Linked DNA regions of Homo sapiens: region 2 is linked to region 1. Evidence: chromatin loops called from intact Hi-C (ENCODE). Cell type or tissue: GM12878. All regions are shown on one strand.

Region 1 (8,000 bases):
CAAATAAAACAGAGTTCTTATATGTGTGACTTCGAAACACTTTAAAAAATTCCTTTTTCAGTACTGCAAGGGCCAAGGTCATGTTTGCATTTTGTTCATATTTCAAACAATCAGCCTATAGTCAGGATACTTCAATTTTCATTGTTTTAAGGTTTTGGCTCCAGAACAATAGACGGGAATGTGTCCGGAGTTGATTCCTTCCCATGGGTTTGTGGTCTTGCTGACTTCAAGAATGGAGCCACGGACCTTCAGGGTGAGTGTTACAGCTCTTAAAGATGGCAAGGACCCAAAGAGTGAGCAGCAGCAAGATTTATTGTGAAGAGCGAAAGAACACAGCGTCCACAACGTGGAAGGGGACCTGAGCGGTTCCTGCTGCTGGCTGAGGTGGCCAGCTTTTATTCTGTTATTTGTCCCCGCCCATGTCCGGCTGATTGGTCCATTTTACAGAGTGCTGATTGGTCCATTTTACAGGGTGCTGATTCGTCCATTTTACAAACCTCTAGCTAGCTGCAGAGCACTGATTGGCGCATTTTTACAGAGCACTGATTGGTGCATTTTACAAACCTCTTGTAAGACAGAAAAGTTCTCCAGGTCCCCACTCGACCCAGGAAGTCCAGCTGGCTTCACCTCTCAGGAACAGGCTCATATTCTAACGAAACATATATGTCTCTTCAGCAGTGATGAAATTGCCATATAAAATGCACACCTGACAATTAGAATAGCACCAAACATTTGAATCCATTTGATGCTAAGGCTTTTTCTCAATATCCAATTTGTAATGCTTATGAGTCAGGTCAAATGGAAACATTGCACAAAGATCATGACTATAACCACAGCCACTTGGAAATTAATAACTTTTTTTAAAAAAAGAAATTTCTGGAAAGGAAAACCTTTAGAAAAGATGTGGCTCTGAAGCATTTATCCTCTAAGTCTGTAATTGCCCTGATCAATGGAGTTTAGCTCCATGAAAGTGAAGGCTTTCCCCAGAAGATGATGGAGACCGGCCTTGTCCTGCAGCTGTTTCATAAAGGCCTAGAATAAATTTCAATTTCAATAACTTCATTGGCATGACAGGGGAGACTTGTTTTGTGAAGGTCAATATAACTGAAGCCCTGTCTAAGAATTGGTCTCTCCCTGTCCATATTTGGACTATGTAACAGACAGCTAAGGCCGCAGCTGGCACTTTTTTCCCTACCTTCTTACCCTCTACCCTTTCTAATTTTTCTACAAGGAGTGTGTTTGGGAAAGGTAAGCGATTTCAGAAAATATGCTACTTTTAAATGTCTCCAGTTGTTGGACTTTTGCCAAATGTTGTGGTCATTGAGCTTGAAACTGATAAATCTGCAGAGAGCTTGTGAATTGACCTTTTGGAAAAACAAGCTAGGATATCTGTAAACTGTTTCTTTTCTGGCACGGCAAGTGGGAATATTTCTACATTTGTGACCACTGCCCATTTGAAGACCTTAAATGAATGGTCAAGTCAGGATTGGAACCTGCTATGGTGAAAAAAAAAAGGTCAAGAAATATATATACACCGGCCAGGTGCAGTGGCTCACACCTTAATCCTAACCCTTTGGGAGGTTGAGGCAGGCAGATTGCTTGAGCCCAGAGGTCAAGACCAGCCTGGATAACATGGCGAAACCCTGTCTCTACAAAAAAATAGAAAAAAGCCAACATAATAGGACACACTTGTGGTCCCAGCTATTCGGCAAGCAGAAGTGGAAGGATCACTTGAGCCCGGGAGGTGGAGGTTACAGTGAGCCAAGATCACACCACTGCACTCCAGCTTGGGTGACAAAGCCATACCCTGTCTCAAAAAAAAAAATATATATATATATATGTGTGTGTATATATATGTATGTGTGTGTGTGTATATATATATACTGCTCATCTACAGTGTGTTCATGAAAGTCTGGAAACATAGGCGAATTACATATAATGCCATCAAAGACATCTCCAATCTGTAAGACGAATAAATAATATGAAATAATATTAATATATCCTTGCTAATGTCAGCAATTCTTATAATATTAATAATATTAACATAGATAATATCATTTTCACCTATGTTTACGGACTTTCTGGGCACCCCGCACAATATGACCCCAAATGTAATTTTTAACATGTGTATATATGTTATATATTTAAAACACCAGAAAAATATACAGCAAAATTTCAACAGTGGTTTTCTCTGTGAGGTGAACTTATGTAGCATTTTAATTTTCTTCTTTACTTATCTGATTTTTCCAGTGTTTCTAATATCAGCATGTGTTACTTTTGTATTGAGAAAAAATTAAAAATAAAAAACAACAGAATGCAACAGAATAAATTGTGTGTCCACACCATTACTGTACAATGCACTGGTAGGTAAACTATACAATAGACCTGTTTAGATACTTGGAATAATGGTTGTGAGACCCACACTTTGAAGATACATGGCATGTTTTAAGAATTTAGAGAGGAAAGAAGCGACAGGAAAAGACGAGTAGCAAGAAATATCAGAAGGTCCAAATGTCTGTCTCCTAAGGCATTTATAAGAACCTCTGTGCAATCATTTTCTCTTCATGGGAAAGGAAAGAATGTGATAGAGTGGTTTCTTCATCTTTGATTTCTTCTGTTTTCTTTGACTATATCACCAAAAGCCTTCTGGAAACACACTTAAAGATCCATATATATTTAAATTAAATAGAATATGCTCTTGAGACATTACCAGAAAGAGTCACATATAGATAAATCATAGGCTTGTGCTAGGCATTTTTAAATATAAAAGTGGTTTTAATGTGTGTGATAAAATAACAGAAACAAACTATTGGTTAGGTTTATGAGGATTAACAGAAGACAATATGCTTGTGCTAGTCTGCAACCAGTTCCAGGAGAGTTATTGTGTAATGCGAATGTGTCTATGTAGAATTATTACTATAATCTACAGCAGTGGTTGGACCCAAGTTCCCCCACAATAACACAGATTGAATTATGAAATCTAATAACTTTGGAGAGAGCTTTGTCCTGAAACTGAATGTGTCCGGTGGTTTTTATGTCTCTCAGACCTCTTATAGATTGTTTTCTCTGCCACAATTTCTATAGCCTTATAAAACTTCTCATATGTTTAACCTGTATGCACGAAACCCATGAGATGAAAGTCCAATACTGCCGAGGTAGCAATTGCTTTCCCTGTAAGGAAGACCACATGTTCCCATAAACTTTAAAGGCAGAGCATAATTTTACTTTTCTCTCATGGAATATTTCTAATACTTAAGTGTATACAACATGACCCAAGCATATTTGAGGTATATTCAAAAGCTGTCCAAGGACAAAAGTGAAAATATTCAGGAATGCAAACAGTTCTGTGTATTCATGAAGGGCTGGCCATTCCATCACAGAACACTGACTTTATGTCTCATTGGCATATGTTTCTCTTGCTTTTGAGAAAATGACTTGTAGGTTATTGTAAGGAAAGAGTTTCTATTCTGTAGATGTTGCCACTAGCAGATGAAGACCTAAGCCCTCCCCAACCATCTTCCCCAAAATAACTACTGTACCACAGCAGCACCACACCGTCCTGTAGTCCTGTACTGTACAAGACACCACACTGTCTTCACCAAACCACGTCTGAATAGAAGAACTCCACAGAGCAGTTTGATTGAGATGACCATGTTGCTTGCCATTTCGGTACATTTTTAATAAAAATTCTTTCACCTTGATCAATCCATGCTCTTCAATTTAGAACTGAGACACATTATGATACAGTATTAACACTTGAAATCATCTTATAACTGCTTGCTTTCATATTTGGCATCACTATTGTACCACCTTAGAAACTGCTTCTATTGACCTTTAGATTAAAAATATGTTGAATTATCATGATTGACACTTTTAAAATGACTCATTCTTGCCAAACACAGCATAACAACTTTTTAACATTCCCTTTTCTTTACAACTGCCACAACTTTCATTATGTGAAATATGGCTGTATTATACACCACCTCTCATTGCCTAACATGATTTTTTTTCAGAGTTCAGGAAGATTTACATTTGGAGCTAAATGTTTCAGTGATTGCTCTGTTGGGTTTCATTATACCAGTGTAGTTAATCAAAGCAAGTCTGGCCTTGCTACCATGATTCACTGTATGGTTTTTTGAACTTAATCATTTACACAGAATGAATATACACATTATCACCAGGGCTGGATTTCTTTAACAGCCTGCATGACACGGTACTGTAATGCCTTTGTCAACTGCTAGTTTTCCCAGGGACTCTGCAGTTTGCTGGGGGTTTTGATAAGACATTTCACTGATGGGCTTTCGGTTAGAAAAAGGCAAGTGGGAAACCCCTAGGTGGAGCTGCAGAGAGCAGACGAAAGGCCCACTGACTTGTGTATCACCAAGTGGGGCTAACGGGGAATCCTTTCATTTGTACAGAGTGTTTCTTTTCATAGTGTGTGTGGTCTTCACAATCATAATTAACAAGTAACTTTTCTTCACTCTCATTCCTAATCCCATCATAAATTATTGGCTGTTGGCATCTGGGCAGGGTTTGGCAGACCTTGAATTTTAAGTCAGCCTGAGAGAATTACAGGGATTGTTGTCTCTAAACTGAAGAAGCTAATTGTATAAGCATTAACACATGTGAACCAGGCCTACCAAGCCTAATTTCTGAGCAGCCAGAAACGATGCTCCTATGGACACCAGATTCCTTAGCAAAAAGCAGACTTGCATTTGACCAGAACCAGTGGAGAGCCTGTTCCAGGCCCATGGAATCCAATGTCAATTTTTCAGGAATTCTATGAGCTGGTTCTTAAACGCCACCATTATTTAAAATCAAAATATATAACCTTTTAATTAAATAAATTATATTTTTAAAAAGATGGTAAATACTCAAAACTCATCACTTCCTAAATATTCTACCCCGTCATGCAATTTTTTACACCCTTGGTTATTCGTGTCTATCATATCTGGATGGGGGAAATGCTATGGAATTTCACAACTCTGCATTCAGTGTTGTCATGTTGGTAGACTGAAATCAGCCACAATGGGAGTATTTGTATCATGGAAATAACAAATGCTACAAACCAAGGCTTCATTTGTTGCTTTGCCTCTGCCTTGTGTGTAAGGGAAGTACTATTTAATTTTACCTACCAGAACACTAAGTCTCAGAAAAGTTCAGTAAATGATTTTGGCCCTAGGATTCCACTGCAGGGTTTTCTGACTTTGCAAATCCATTATCTTAAGTCTTCTGTTCTATACCTCCCTTTAGCGGGGTTTTCCTGCCACTGTACTATATACACTCATAAAAACTCTCAGTGGCATTAACTGCTGTTTGGTTGGTGTATTCATTGTATGTCTTGGGTAAGGTATAACAAGTATGTTTAAATTGCATATGCGTTTTTTTTCCAAAGAACCAGTTATACATTTACCAACATTTCATTATCCAGGGTTCAAGCCTTGATTGAAACAAATCTACCCCCAGAACATACTGAAAAGTACTTTCTGGAAATAAATATATTTCTGTTCATTAAAAAATCCAATTACTAGAATTTACAAGTTATTAAACGTCTCATTGCTTTTCTTCAACCACTCTTTCAGACTCGGCATCACTACCCCTAACTTTGCTTTCCGGCATTTCTCAAAATGTTCCCATTTGGTTTCAACATTTAAGCAACATGAAGGCTATGGAATCAGAAATGTGAAAAGGAGGCAGTTATACAGACATGCAAAAATGCACCAGCCCGAGTGCACAGGCTTAAGGGTATGTGCACTTACCCTTTTTTGATTTGAAAGAATCAGGTATTGGACTACCTGAGCCTGTCTTCTTTGCATGCCATTCTGATTTGCTTTCCATGGAGAAAACGACCCGTCTATGGGAAACTGGGGTAATTTTTCAATCAAATACTGCATTGCTGATATAGGATGAAGGAAATGGGTGGCATGGTTGCTGAGAGACAGACTGCAAGTCTCATAAAATTATATTGGGCCTACCCACTTCTGTTTCAGATTTCCGTAGCATTCTTTGTGAGGATAGTCACAAAAGAAGTACTAAGTTGCTGTGTGTGTGTGTGTGTGTGTGTGTGTGTGTGTGTGTGTGTGTGTGTTTATCTTACCAGCTTTGTCTGATATTTAAATTTTGTTCGGGTGAAAGAATAAAAAGTACACATGCTCTATGAGTGGAACCTCTCTAATGGAATATTTTATCCCCAGCCCCATATGCAAAGCTCTTTAAATGGTGATTCAGAAATCTGACCTGACACATTTCAGTCTTTCTGTTCATCATTGGTACCATACGCAGCAAGAATTACCTTCAGCTTTACTGCTGACCCTGGAAGTCACTGTACTCTCACGACTTTATCTACAAGGGCATGAAGATTGTTTCTTCAAAACTCTTAGTCACGGCAAATACTTTCCACGTGTGTACTGCCATCAACATTGTTGCCTGTTTGGTAGCTTTTGATGGAATGAAACTGACAAGTTTCTGCCTCACACCTGACTTGAGAAAGGCCCTTAGATACTTACAATGGAAATTGTTTGGAGTGTTGCAGTTAGATACAAATCATGCTCTAACTTTCCAAGAAGCTTTGTTACAACATGCAAAACAAACAAAAGAAAGGTAGCAAAACTCTTCAAGCAGTTAAAATTGTTACGCAAAAGCAAAAGCAAGTACAGAGGGTAATAGAATTCATTGAACTGTAAAACCTAAAAACAAAAGAACTGAATTCAGCTAATCACAAATTTTGTCAATTGTTGATTTTTTGTTTTTATTCTCTCTTACTAAAAATGCACTACAGCAGGCGTTTTTCCTTATACATGTATACATTTCCTCCTCAGTTGGACTAAGAATAAAGTATTGTGCAAACAGTAGGTGCATGAAAATTCTAGTCCACTAACTGACTTTAAAAGCTGTGGGATTCTACAAATTGACCCATTAAGCAGCTGTTCCCACCTTTGTCCTATGAACACTAAAATGCACGGTTAGACCTCAAATTGGTTTGGTAGTGACAATCTTGTCTGGTGTTAGATCCAGGATTCCAAAATTCTAGCCACATAACAGGAAGCTAGGAACATAGGGGCAGAGATGCCTGAAGATTTGACCTTCCATGCTATTTTATAAAGGAACGTTTATAGCTTGTTTCCTTGAGGTTGCTGGGGGGAAAAAAAGCAGTGATTGTGTGCTGTAAACCTTTAGGAGAAAACAAACTTAACAGTATGCTTTGGTGTAATTCAATTTAGTTGAATGAGCAATTTCCATTTTGGAGTTTAGCTTTCAGCTGACATGTTCTGTGACTTTGGCCAAGTCACTTTAATTCATCCACTGTCGTATCTATGAAAAGGGGGAAATAATGCTTCACTGGAAATTTTCCCTAGAGTTCCAGAAGATGAGAATTCTGGCCTTGCTATCTATAAGCGCTCAGAAGACTTAAGCTGGGAGGTTCTTGTGCATTCCTGGCATAATGGCAGCAGGGAAAAAAGTCATTCTGAAGAGAGGCACAGCTGCAGAGAGAAGCTTTCTCAGCACAAAGCAAGAGTCTGGCCTCTTGAGTCTCTGAAACACTCAAATTCACTGAACGCAGACGACGAGGAGGAGGACTATATATACTTACATATTGATCTGCATGCTGGGGTTTCAAATGTGATTCATTATGTACCATTTCCTTTACCCTAATCCATCTGCTAAGGTTTTCTTCTCCTGTGCAGAAGGAATTTGAAAAAGAAATGTGACTTTAACTGAGAAGAGAGTAACAGCATGACATAGTTAGCACCACCTGCACTAAGAAAGATTCAAGATGGTATTTGTCAAATATTGGAAGATGTGTGTCTGCTAGCTGAGGGATAACGGGATGTTTTCAGAGACTGTTTTAAAGTTCTATGGCCAAGAAAAAAGAAGCTGCATTTGCTTCTCATAATAGTGGTTATCATTTCTCTTGTGAAATGTTTATCTACTGATGATCTCACTATGGCTTCCTTTGGATTGTCTTCTTGTTTTATTTTCTCTCACTAGAAAAAGCAAAC
Region 2 (8,000 bases), 250 kb after region 1:
ATGATGGAGTTTATGTTGGACTGGGAAGGAATAATCTTCAATATCTGCTATGTACAGAGCACTGTACTGGCTTATATTACATATTTTATATATATACGTATATATAATATATACATACAATATTAGCCACCTACCCATTATCTCAGGTTTTTCACAGCTTGTGTACCTATATGGTCCAAAGATTTGGAAACCCTAAGGGAAAAGCAAGTCTGAGGAAGGTACTAATGCATCGAGTATATCTGTACACACTGGAAGACTGGGGGCGTCTGGAGTAAGAGGGAGGTGATTATCTAGGTAAGGCACAGAGCAGAGTTGTCCATGTGGACCGACACAGTGGACCACACATTGTCCTAATAACATCTGAGCTCTGGGTGGCTTTGGAGAGGAAAAGCTGGTGATCCCTCATAGAGTGGCAATCCCAGGGTCTGGACGGCAGCATCACCTGGCCTCCGAGAGCTTGGATTCCCCTCCCCACATGAGACACTGCATCCCCTTCCCGACAGCAGGGATTGTGTGAACTTTCTCCTCTAGTGCCCAGCTATATATAGTAGTAGCATATATATATAGTAGTAATCTTTGCTGAATTGGGCAGATTAGGAGGGTAGTGAGCATAGAAATGTAAGTTCTTCCCACTTTTAAAGTATTCCTCCATTAATTCTTGTGTAACGTTATTAAAAATGTTTAAAAGATGAGAGAGCTTTGGAGTAAAATAGCTTTGGCACAAAAGTATGACACATGCACAGTGCACCTCTAGAAGGTGGAACGTGCCTGTCTCAAGGGGTTGGAATTCCTTTTGGGTATCTGATGGGTGAAGTCTGTGATGCCTTTAGTTATCTTTAGAGAAATCCAAAACATTGGCTGTTGAATGGAATAAAAAACTGAGATGAATGCATAGATTTAACTTTTTTAGACAAGTGGGCATCTATTTCCTTTCACTGCTAATGTATTACCAAATTAAATTTTTAGGTCTATATATAAAGCTCAGCCCTGGCTTGATGTGCACAGTCTTGATGTTCTTGATGTTGTAATTATAATGTTAAAAGTAATTGCTTAAACTTGGTTTTTAGGTTACCATAGTTTTTGCTTCAAATGTAGTCTTGCAGAGTCTGAAGAAGAACAAAGATGGGAATCTCCCTGAACCAGGGAAAGCTTAGTTTCAATGAGAGAAGACAGCAGAACTCTCAGGACACTACAAGGAAACCCAGAGTAAGGAAAGCATCATGACCTTCCTAAGATTGGCGGGTCAAATGGAGAGTGACAGAACCTAAGTCCTTAGAGTATTTATGGATACACACCTCGCTTTGGGCCACTCTTTAGCAATATGGCTTCATAGTCTGAGGTGCAAGAGATCCAGCTTTGTCCTAAAACAGTGTATGTTGGAACCTTAGCTGCAGCCTCAGAATACCTGCAAGTGGTTGGAAATTACACAGCCTTGGGATATCCAAAAACTTGGTTTCAAACCATCACACACAACCATGTAATTCTGGGTTCCTGCAGCCAAAAGCAGGGGAAATTGATGTTCTTCAGCCAGAAGTAGTATTCTGGATAGAGGTGCTGTGCGCATGCTAGCCTTATAAATATCCTCAACTGTCACCTTATCTACTTCTAGACATGCCTCAATCTGGAAAGTTTTACAGTTGTGCTGTCCTAGAAGCAAAGTGTCCAACTTAAGGTATTTGTTGATTGATATTTTTGACAGTTTTATGGAAATTTGTTCTGAGATTCCGTGTCCAGTGTTGAGTAAGCAATTACAAAATTATGAAGATGTCAGTGCCAAAAAAATTATTTATTTGATATTCTTGGATGCTCATATCCAAAACCACCAGCTGCTGCAACTTGCAAAGAGGCATTCAACAAGCTCCAAGGTCCTGCGCCCAACAGTTTCTCACTGTGGCAGCAGCTCATAACGACCCCTGTTCTTTTGAGCTAATTGCATTTATCTGCCTTTTGGTTGAAACTTACATTCAGAACTAACAATGAAAATGGCTTATTTTTGATGACCTGAGCATATTAGAAAACCTCTCATGTATTAGAACATTTTAAGAGTAATGCTATCAAGATAGAACTCTTACCTTGCAAGCAGTTTAGTTTGCATTTTTGGCAGCCTGTGATAGAATCTTGTGGGTCCCAGAAAGGAATTCACAGGAGACTCTAGTTTACCTGTCCTCAGGGAAAGAAAATTCTCGGCTAAGACTTCAGATATTTGGCCTGCAGAGAGTTCCCACAGGGTTGCCTTTAGTCCAGAGGAAAATGATGAGCACAAGTGTTTTCATGAAAGTTGTCCCATTTGATCTCACTGCAGGCCTAGCCAGGGTGGACGCTAGAATCCTGAATTTACACACAAGAGCACCAAGGATCGGAGGAGAAAGGTGTTTACCCAAATCCGTTATCTCCCGGGGGTACAAGCTCAAGGCTCCTGACTTGTGGTCCAGAATTCTGTACTGTCTGTCCAGCATGGCAGGTTGGAACACGAAATGAAGGATTCAAGACACTTCATTGCTCTTTGTCTCTCAGTTTCACACAAATTAACTGGCTTCTGGTTTCAGCATCACAGAACCTTTTGACAACTCTTGAAATCAATCACAAATTGTCTTCTTTGTTCCTGTGCTGTGTGTTCCCACTGTGGACTGAATGTGGTACGTACAATGCAGATACCCACTCGCGTGTGAGTAGATGTCCCCTGTATGCGCGACCCTTGGCATCTGCTGCAGGGAGCCCATTAACTTCACCCTGCGGGGTGATGAGAACATTGGGAAGGTTATTTTGGAAGAAGATTTAAACTCACATAAATGTCATATTTGACTTGGGTCTAGCAAAATACACACACGAAGGTACTTACGAAGTAGTTAAGTTGTTGAAAATTTAGGCAGCAGAATTTTGGGACTCTGTTTAGGTAGGATCTAACGAAACTCATGCCCTAGTGTTTCTGGATGGCCCTGCATTTCTCCCTAGACTTACGGAGCAGTTGGCCATTACCCAGTCTCCACTAGACACCCCCCCTGCCTCTTCCAAGAGGAACTACCATACTTGGTACCCTGGCTGTATCTTATGTGGCAGAAAGTATGAGATGAGCTAGGGAACTTTTTATTCTCAGGAGGCTGGGAAGTTGCAGGAGAATGAATGAGTGGTGGGAACTGAGTCAAGGGTGAAATGCAGGCATTGTGACCATGAGGGCTCCATGAAGGAAGACTGTCAGACCAAGCTTGTGTCCTTCCTCCTCGTCCCAGCAGCACAGGGACTGGGAGAGATACTAGCAGGAGGCACCACAAGGGCAGGAGTGAGACTCCAGGACCACTGTGCTGCAAGCACTGTTCCTTAAGATGACTTCCCATTGCTTGAAGAACTTCAGTTGGACGCCTCTTTGCCCTAGAAGAGTTGAGTTTAAACAAATACCTATTCACTTAAACACCTGTTAGGGGTCAACTTTGGATAATGTACCAAATGCAGAGAAGCCTGTTACTGCCGAGAATAAAGCATCCCTCTCAGAAGTCAGCTGGTCCTTCCCAGATACGTGAAAACAAGACTTTGTTTCTGGAGTAATTGAAGAAATCAACCGTTAAACCTTGCTCTTAAATCTCCGTCAGAGATTCATAGCCCCTTTCATGTTTCCTCTGAGTAGGCAATCAGTGTTAATGAAATGTGATTTCAGGTTTTATGGCTGAGTCAGGAAATTCAAAGTTATGGTTTCCACGCTGATGGTTATCCCACCACCACCTGTGCAGCTGTAGGAATCCAGGTTTTAGTATGGGCAAGAACAGCCTCCTGGGCACAAGAAGGTTGTAAAGGTTACTTTGAGAACAAAGGCCTTGATTTGCAGACACTTGTTCCTGAGTGATGGTCTTAAAAACAAAGCATAAAGTGCCCCTAATAAGAAGGTTAGTGGTGACTCAAGCTGACAGAAAGTGAAAGGATTTAACTACAATCCCTGAGGGGTAGACTTACACATTTTTGAGTCACCTTTGCATTTACCTTGAGAGGCTCTGCGTGAGGTGGTTGGCTTGTGCTTTGCAGACATCCTGCTTTGTATGCAGCATAGACTTCGAGCAGGAGACTTAGCAACCAGACTTCCAGCTCAGCTCTTCCAACTTCAGCACACAGCATTTGCAGTGTGTGCGTGTGTGTGTGCGTGTGTGTGTGCACTTTTCTTGCCAAAGATTTGCTCATGCACAAATTACAGAATACAGCGTTATGGTGTCTTTTTCATATTTCATACCACTAGGTTTCTAGAACTCATTAAATTTATAATCTGACCTCAGACCTGCAGGAGAGAATAAGATAAGGCAATCTGGTGTTGTCCAAGCTTACAAAGTTTCATCTATTTAAATTGTTAAAAAATTTTCTTATTTTCATGGTGACAATTGTCACATCATAATTTACCTCTGTCATCCAACATTTTCAGGAAGTGAAAAATTGCATGTTAATTTTTTAGAAAACTGATATTTACTCCTTGAAAAACTGAAACAAGCTTTTTGATTGAAAAATGTTCATATGTATTGAACTCTCTTCTACCTTTAATCCCAAATAGCTGGGATTACAGGCGCCTGCCACCACACCCAGCTAATTTTTTCCATTTTTAGTAGAGACAGGGTTTCACTGTGTTGGCCAGACTGGTCTTGAACTCCTGGCCTCAACTGTTCCGCCCACCTTGGCCTCCCAAAGTGCTGGGATTACAGGCCTGAGCCACCGCGCCCGGCCAAGTAATGCAGATTGTGTGTGCACCAAACATGTCCCATTTAGTAGCACCCCATAATGAAGCACATTCATCTTTCCGGGGCAAAGCGTCTGAATGTTCATGTTCAGTGGAGTAGGTAATGACTATAAACATATACAACTCCGTTTAGGTTGGTTTTGTCCCCAAATGCATCACGAAGAAACTTCTAGCTTCCTCTGAATTTTTTATTTTGGAATTGAAAAGGAGTTTGTGGATCTATGTTTTTGTTCTCATTTTGAAGATGAGGAATCAGATTCACAGAGGTTAAGTGACTTGATCAAGGGACAATGACAGAAGCTTGCTCTGATGCCAGAGCTGGTGTCTCAGCATCTGTCCACTGTCAGTATGTGCTGTCATCCTCAGGGACTGGGATGACAACACTATCTAGAATATTCTTTTGGTTCCCTGTTTTGTATTGTCTCCCACATACTACTTCCATATGTTCTCTGCATCTTTTCTAATCGGTCATTGAAAATTACTTTTTCACTATGCCCAATAAAAAAATCCATACTTCTTTAAAAAAAAAAAAAAACAAAGTAAGGCATGGGCTTTGATACAGACCGTGTGTCCTTGGCCCTGCGAAACTTGGTTTTTAATTTGATGCTATATGTGACTCATCTAATCTTTAGATGAGAGGCATTGTTAAAAGCTGACTGGGCACGGTGGCTCACGCCTGTAATCCCATCACTTTGGGAGGCCAAGGTGGGTGGATCACCTGAGGTCAAGAGTTCAAGACCAGCCTGGCCAACATGGTGAAACCCGGTCTGTACTAAAAATACAAAAAATTAGCCAGGCATGGTGGCGGGCGTCTGTAATCCCAGCTACTTGGGATGCTGAGGCAGGAGAATCACTTGAACCCAGGAGATGGAGGTTGCAGTGAGCCAAGATTGCGCCATTGCACTCCAGCCTGGGCAACAAGAGCAAGACTCTGTCTCAAAAAAAAAAAAAAGCTGTGTGTGTGTGTGTAGAGAGAGATATATATATATAGAGATATATATATATATAGATAATTTTATTTTATTTTTATTATTTGCTTTTTGAGATGCAGTCTCTCTCTCTTGCCCCTGCTGGAGTACAGTGGTGCCATCTCAGCTCACTGCAACCTCCAACTCTTGGGTTCAAGCGACTCTCCTGCCTCAGCCTCCCAAGTAGCTGGGACTACAGACAGGCACTACCACGCCCAGCTAATTTTTGTACTATTAGTAGAGACGAGGTTTTGCCACATTGGCCAGACTGGTCTCGAACTCCTGACCTCAGGTGATATGCCTGCCTCGGCCTCCCAAAGTGCTGGGATTACAGGCATGAGCCACTGCACCCAGCAACTGTATATTTCAATGGTAATGAAAACATCAACAAAAAACATGCAGCATCAAAAATATCTTTAAAATTTTCTGATTGGAGACGTCTCAATCCATGTTTTATTTTTTTTCTCCTCCAAACTTAGATCAATGAGACAGAAAATTAACAACGATATTCAGGACTTGAACTCAGCTCTGGACCAAGCGGACCTAATAGACATCTACAGAACTCTCCACCCCAAATCAACAGAATATACATTCTTCTCAGCACCACATCACACTTATTCTAAAATTGACCACATAATTGGAAGTAAAACACTCCTTGGCAAATGCAAAAGAACGGAAATCATAAACAGTTTCTCAGACCACAGTGCAATCAAATTAGAACTCAGGATTAAGAAACTCACTCAAAAGCACACAACTACATGGAAACTGAACAACCTGCTCCTGAATGACTACTGGGTAAATAATGAAATTAAGGCAGAAATAAATAAGTTCTTCAAAACCAATGAGAACAAAGACAACATACCAGAATCTTGGGGACACAGCTAAAGCAGTGTTTGAAGGGAAATTTATAGCACTAAATGCCCACAGGAGAAAGCAGCAAAGATCTAAAATCGATACCATAACATCACACTTAAAAGAACTAGAGAAGCAAGAGCAAACAAATTCAAAAGCTAGCAGAAGACAAGAAATAACTAAGATCAGAGCAGAACTGAAGGAGATAGAAACACAAAAAACCCTTCAAAAAAGCAATGAATCCAGGAGCTGGTTTCTTGAAAAGATCAACAAAATAGATAGACCGCTAGCCAGACTAATAAAGAAGAAAAGAGAGAAGAATCAAATAGACACAATAAAAAATGATGAAGGGGATGTCACCACTGATCCCACAGAAATACAAACTACCATCAGAGAATACTATAAACACCTCTATGCAAATAAACTAGAAAATCTAGAAGAAATGGATAAACTCCTGGACACATACACCCTCCCAAGACAAACCAGGAAGAAGTTGAATCCCTGAATAGACCAATAACAAGTTCTGAAATTGAGGCCAGGACAATATGGATTCACAGCTGAATTCTACCAGAGATACAAAGAGGAGCTGGTACTATTCCTTCTGAAACTATTCCAAACAATAGAAAAAGAGGGACTCCTCCTCCCTAACTCATTTTATGAGGCCAGCATCATCCTGATACCAAAACCTGGCAGAGACACAACAAAAAAAAGAAAATTTGAGGCCAATATCCCTGATGAACATCGATGTGAAAATCCTCAATAAAATGTGGTTAGCTTTTTAAAACATAAACAATTTTGTGATAATTTTTTTTTTAGAAACATGGTGCTTTTTGTTCTGGCCTGGTTTCTTTCCTTTCCTTTTCTTTCTTTTTTTTTTTTTCTTCTTAAAAACAAGTACTTTGTAACATGTACATTCTTGTATGATAGATGGGCCACAAGGGAAGCTTCTCCTTGATTACTTTTGTGTGTTTTGATTCATGACCCCATAAAGGCCCAACCATGGTGGTTAAACAATTGTTTACAGTCATGTTAAAGTTACACTAAGATAACAGGAGGCCCCGTTCACAGAATAGATTGATGGGCTTCAAGGCAAAGGACACAGGTTGCTTGAAATCTTGATTGCCACAATTCTGGGTGCACAAAGCCATTTTAATCTGTTGCTCAAGTCTGAGGGCAGTCTGATTATGTGGCCTGAGGGCTCAGTGTCACATACATGTATTAAAGAAGGCTGACTCTCTCCCCATTGCCAAGAACTTAGGGAATTCAGAGAGATGACTGTAGAGTTTTAATTAAGATCTCATCACAGAACTTGGACCAGTTAAGTTACTGTCTGAATTGCTTTCCTGTGAAAAACAAGGGCTGCCAGAGCCACTGCAGGATTCATAGCTATTTAGATGAGTGCATAATTGGCTCCCTAGAGGAGAATTGGGCAGCTATGAGTGTTTTAAGTGAGATCATCTTTTCGGGACGTT

The links. Peaks named below come from ENCODE experiments on the same cell type or tissue, not always from the same donor. Only the 100,000 strongest peaks of a DNase experiment are listed, where the experiment ranks them.
Region 2: a loop joins it to region 1, with 3 times the contacts of the local background. A loop is called at or near these places in 3 of 110 quality-filtered maps.

Annotation. Positions count from the first base shown.
Region 1 is chr9:79,474,321-79,482,320 of GRCh38, forward strand. LOC124902328 (a long non-coding RNA gene) reads right to left here and starts at 5,842. Exons shown (of 3, transcript XR_007061902.1): 1 at 5,760-5,842. RefSeq lists a silencer at 4,342-4,391. In GM12878, a CTCF peak has its summit at 4,335 (motif pointing right); a DNase peak (open chromatin) is centred at 4,281.
Region 2 is chr9:79,727,677-79,735,676 of GRCh38, forward strand. No RefSeq gene overlaps it. Among named protein-coding and RNA genes, the nearest start is that of LINC01507, 93 kb to the right of the region's middle. RefSeq lists an enhancer at 3,574-4,075. In GM12878, no CTCF peak of the experiment used is centred here; a DNase peak (open chromatin) is centred at 3,950.